Linked DNA regions of Mus musculus: region 2 is linked to region 1. A link is a contact called in ENCODE POLR2A ChIA-PET data. All regions are on one chromosome and are shown on one strand. The core of a region is the stretch at or near the end of the contact, and the rest is flanking DNA. Distances in the headings are between cores, read along the strand shown.

Region 1 (2,831 bases), core at 160-2,659:
GCATCTTCAACACCTCACACCAGCCAAGCCAAGGGGGTTGTCCCCCACCCCACCCTGCTGACGCCCCACTCACACAGGTTGTGCTTGCGGGCAATGTAGCGCAGGATGGCATTGCTCTGCGTGATCTTGTGTGACCCATCAATCAAGTAAGGCAACTGCTTGGACAATAAAGGATGGTCAGACAGGATGTGAGGTCCCAGCCTTCCTTCTCTGGATTAGGACTGACATGTGGCCTGCCGTTCATCATGGCTAGCATGGGAAGCCCTCTACGAACACACTGCACACTGAATGGAAAAGCTAGGACACAGCCCATCTCAGAAACGCCACCAGGAACGGAAGCAAGTGAACAGAAGGAAGCATTGACTCCAAGCCCCTCTTCCAGGTGAGGAGGTGAGATGACTTCCCCAAACCTCCCCGTCCCCAAACCTCCCCGTCCCCCTCTACCTACATTGGGAAAGTCCAGGCCCAATTTGAACTTCTCACTCAGCCACTGGCTTCGGTCATAGTCAGGAGCTGTGATTGATGAGATTGCATAAAGAGAAATCAGCCCAGTGTCCAACACACCTATTTCAGGGACCCAACCCCCTAAGACAAGGATCTGTAACCTCACACAGTGAGCCTTTATCCCTGAAAGTTTCAGGAATAAAGAGTGCTTGGAACTGAGGGGCCTACAAAGTTTAGGCAAATCTTGATGAGGAATGTGATCTAATTTCAACAGGAGGGGTATCCACCCCTTCACTTCCAGGAGGAAGGAAGGTCAAGCCCAGCTCTCTGGGGCTTACTGAAAGAGGCAGATTCTAAGTCCATCTGGGGGAGCCCCGTAGTGCGGGAGGCGTGAAATGTAATGTAGGCACCAATTGCTAGGCGCCAATGGACAGGAGACGTCTGACCGACAAATAGCATTACCGTCTCCCATGGTGTATCTCTTCTCTTCATAGCTTGAGCCTGTGTATTCTAGGAGCAGCCGAATAGCGTGAGCTAGCTGAAAAGATAGGAATGGGGGCGGGGGACTTCTGTGTGACTTCACCTCCTCCAAGTGCATATACACGGGCGCACAAACCAGCAAGGACATGTGTGCAAGACCCTGAGCCAGACAAGCAAGGGATTCCTCTCGCCCCACCCCATCCTCACCCCCCAGCTCGCCTTCTCCTAACCCTGCAATCCTTCCCACTCATCAGGTGGTTGCTCACCCCACGGATGTCCCAGTAACCCAGTGTCATAGGCATGATGCTGGTGCCTGAGACTGAGTCCACCGGCCTCCGGTGTGAGCAACTTTGACTTTATCCTAGTGCCCTCGGGTCCCTGGGCGGGGCTGGTGCCCGGCGTGATCCTGCCCCTCCAGACTCTGCCCCGCAACACACACCCTGCTCTACAGCTTTTCCCCTGACAGTCACCTACAGAAGCCAAATTACTGAGCTCCGCCCCCAACAGACCGGAAAGCGTAATAAGCGATCCCGCCTGCAGTTCCGCCCAATCGTCCAGCCCGGTGCGCAGATGCAGAGCTCTAGTAACTCCCTGCCTTTGCCGTACCGCTCTGCCTTCTTACCCTGTTGCCTTCGGTCTGTGGGAGGGTCAGGCCACTAGGAGAGGCCCCAACCCGGAAGTGCTGATTAAGCACTTCAACCCTGCTGTCAAACAAGACAGACTTCTGCGGGGCTCTGCTGATGACAGTGGTCCCCAGGTGATGTTTTTCCGTCTGGCAGAGAACATGTTGTCTTTCTGTTCAGAAGTTCCTCATCTGAATTCAAAGAGATTATTTCTATCACAGATAAACCCCTGACTCAAAAAAAGGGTGGAAAATGGAAAATTTGAAGTTTCATACATGGTCAGGATGTCTGTATTACCCAAGGACAGAGGCAGCTTTCTCTATTGAGTGACCGTCTTAGTGTGTACTTACACAGACCTAAGACTTCTGAAATGTCCGAGGGTACACAGGGTCAGCATGTGACAACTCAGGATTAGTTTATAGCAAATGCAATCAAGAGAGAGATGTCTGAGTTCTCAATAGCTGCTGTTCATAGCAAGGCACACTGTTTCTTCACACAACATTGGTTGTCGTATGTGTCCAAAGACTGTAGTCTGCGGAGGGGGGCTTAGGGAAGTGGGCTCTCATTTTGTACAACAGACATCACACACTCACTGCATTTTGTTATTACATTAAGACTTCTACAAGATCACCAAATAAGAATTTTAAGCTCCATTATAAGTCTTCCTGAGTATATAGGGTCCATCTTTAACTAAAATGTGCTAAAGTGGCAGGTGACCATACTTACAATTCTTACTAATGTTAAGAATGTACTGTGGCAATGCATTGTGACAAAAATAATTCTCACATTCTAAGAGACTGGGACTTTCACTGGACCTCACAGCAAGAGTTAATAATACATCTTGAAGTCCCTTAAGCTTGCTATTCTACTATGTACTCTGTCTGTCTGTTTAGCCTTCCTTTAAGAGAATGATGTAAGAAGAAATACTTGTCTTGGATTTTCCATGTAATAAACTTCTATGACCTAAGATAACACGCAGCTGTAATCTGTTTTTTGGGTTTTTTGGTTGATGATGGTGGTGTTTTGAAGGTTTGGGGGGGTGGGGGGGGCAAGTTTTTGTTTGGTTTTTATTGTTGTTTCTCAGAGACAAGGATGTGTCACTCTCTGCATATCCCCAGATGTCCTAGAACTCACTGTATAGACCAGGCTGGCCTTGAATTCACGGAGATCCACCTGTCTCTGCCTCTGTGTGCTGAAATTAAAGGCGTGTGTCATCACACATGGACCTGTAATCCTTAATTGTGTACTTGTCTTAGTGACTTTTCTACTGCTGTGGCAAAGCAT
Region 2 (2,831 bases), core at 162-2,661, 100 kb after region 1:
AAGTGACCTTTCGGGACGGTATTTATCTAAAAAGCTCTGCTGCTTCCAGAACCTGTGACTTATTCGTAATGATTCTCATCTAACAGATTCCTCAAAGATATAAATAATGAATACAGCTGGATTTACTGGTAAGCTAATGCGAGAGAAGTTTATATGATTTACTGGGCCTATCAAAGTTTAAAACGAAATTATCCTGACTGAAACATGTCTGACTAGAGATAAAAAAGCCCACTTGAGTATAAGACAACACGGTGTTTGTAGTCTGAAAGCCAATACATACTTTTATTTTGAAAAACCCAATTAAAAAAAAAAATCAACCCCTCCCAAATAGATCACAATCTCTACAATAAATCTGCCCCAGTCCATATGTTATCCTCTACTATTCCCGACACACATGGTCCCACTGTCCTCTACCCCAAACCTCAAAAATGGCATTCTTTCAATTTCCTCAGCTCACACCATCCCTAGCCCTTTAATTTAAAAAAGGAATCACGGAAGCTCAAGAGAATTTAAAAAAAAAAAAGAGAGAGAGAGAGATTTTAAAAAAAAGTTGAAAAAAGTATTAGTGGCCTCTGCACCCAAGGTCTTTTCTTTTATACCTAAGAACCTGTCATTTATTTCAACCGCCTCCTGGGTGTTCCTGGACAACCCACCTCACTAACAGCACAAAAAGACTTGCGAGCAAGTTCTTTATGTGACCCTCTCTGTACTAGCTTCGCTATTTAATCATTCAATCCTTCCAGCTTTATCCTGACATCAAGTATCAAACTCACACAAACCCTAGACAGGCCCCACCAGACACCATACACTATCCTCCTCAACACGTTCCAGCCCAGTGTGAACCCTCCCTAATTTCGGTCCCTCCCTTTAAGAGCCGTGCCCGGATTCCCAGCACAGTCTCGGGGCTCCAAACTCCCCAACTCTACTAAGTACCATCCCAGCCGGGTTACACCCTCTCCAACCTGAAATCCCCACGCCTTCCGGGGCCTCAGTCGCCAAGCCCAGTACCCGCCCCATTGCTGGGCATCCCCTCCTTGTCCCTTTGGGGTCCTCTCTGCCGGCCTTGGCCAGACCCCGATCAGCTCCGGCTGCTCCCGGGGCCGGGCTCTCCGGCTCCAGCGCTCCAGCTCCGCCCCCAGCCCCTCACCGAGCAGCAGCAGCTTCACTTCTTTGGCCGCTTTCTCCCCGTCCTCCCGCAAGTTGCGGTCGATCATCTTGCTCCGCTCCACCGCCGCCTTGTCCTCGGCGCTCAACGTGCAGCCCATGGCGGCGGCGGGAGAGGGGACCGGGCCCGGGCTCACTCACACACACCGCGGGAATCGCCACACACCGGCGGAGACGGGTCTTCTGCTGGGCGGTGGCCTTCTCCGTCAGCTCCCCTAGCTCCCGGAAGAACCGGATGTGTGCTGTTTACGACACTTCCGGCGACGCCCAGCGGCCGTTACTACTTAGAGCGCTGTGCCAGTGGGAGGCGGAGGTGGTACGGAGAGCGGAAGTTCCCTGGTACCTGACTGTCCCCGTGGAGTGATGGCGAGCCTTCGCTCCGCACCTCCCAGCCTTAATACCCTTTTACTTCTCCGGCTCCTGGACTTGGATTCCAAGTGTAGAAAAAGCGGGACTTCCAGCACGTGGTGTGCTCTGGAGGTTTGGCGGTGAGGATCAGATTCTCAAATGAGAGCTCACAGTCCTCTGGGAATTGCTGTTGGGAAAAGCCTCCCTCTCCAGAAAACAAACAAACAAAAAAACCTTTTTTCCTTTTCATCTGTGATTTGGAGCCCAGGTCTCTGTCCAGAGCCGCGTGTTGGGCACTTCAGCCAAAGTTCCCTCCGTCTGATCCTTGAGCTGCCCAGCCTGGATGTTCACCCATTCCTCTGGCTACACCCATTATGCCAAGTATATATTAGTCCTTCTGCTACAACGTATGGATTTCTGTGAGCTGTACATATGCCTGGCACTCCTATGTTGGCAAAGGATCACTCGACCGCATCAAGTAATAGAGAGTGAAAAATAGGTAGTAAGTATTAGAATATGAAACTAGGTGTAATTCATTTATAATATTTCCACGCTTCCCTTTCTTCCAGGTAAACCTGAGGACTTAGTTCCATACCCAGAAATAAACGAGCTAATCTCTAATCTAACAAGAGTTCCTCTGTGATAGCCACAGAAAGGGGGAAGTTTGGTAAAAGTTGTCTTTCTACTATCTCCTGAATATTGGCTCTGTGAAGAATATCCTAAAGTCCCTACTAAATAGACCCACAATGACTCAACACCCGTTTTAAGAAGGGGCATTTTTTTACAGCCATTGAAACATTTCCCTGGAATTTAAAACATTTCTCTAGTAGGAGGTAACTTAAGCTACAAATTCCCAAGAGAAAGGTCTATAGTGAAAATTAATTAATTAGAACCATCTAATTAGATTAACCTCGTCCACGTCACCCATAATGCTTGTCAATTCCAAGTCTGGAAAGTCTCCCACTCATTTCCAAAAGAAACTGCTTTTCCTTTCTGATCACTTCTAGGGGGGAAAGGGTCAAGAGGAAAGGGGGAAACACAACATTATTGAGTACCTTTTTGCCAGGTAGGCACTTCCATGTCTCATCTCTTAATCCTCACAACAACCCTGTGAGGTAGGTAATATTAATCCCCATTGTCGCCAATGAGAAAATGGGCTCAGAGGAATTCAGTCGCTTTCCCACGTCCACACAGTAAGTACATCTGTCTAGTTTCAACTTCACGCCCTCTTTCTACCAGACCTCTCTAGAAGGTATAGCTGGGAGACCCCTGACAACAGAGCATCTAAGGTTTTTGGATGGCAGTCACCTCGATACCAA

The links. ChIA-PET counts read pairs that join two places held with the same protein, here RNA polymerase II (POLR2A).
Region 2: POLR2A ChIA-PET joins it to region 1 with 13 read pairs in Patski. The contact joins the promoter of Gnai3 here to the promoter of Gstm4 in region 1. POLR2A ChIA-PET finds 5 or more read pairs at or near these places in 4 of 5 experiments (Patski and embryonic stem cell).

Annotation. Positions count from the first base shown.
Region 1 is chr3:108,043,447-108,046,277 of GRCm38, forward strand. Gstm4 (glutathione S-transferase, mu 4) reads right to left here and starts at 1,410. Exons shown (of 8, transcript NM_026764.3): 1 at 1,191-1,410; 2 at 907-982; 3 at 449-513; 4 at 74-155. The coding sequence starts at 1,226.
Region 2 is chr3:108,144,741-108,147,571 of GRCm38, forward strand. It overlaps Gnai3 (guanine nucleotide binding protein (G protein), alpha inhibiting 3), which reads right to left and starts at 1,412. Exons shown (of 9, transcript NM_010306.3): 1 at 1,148-1,412. The coding sequence starts at 1,265.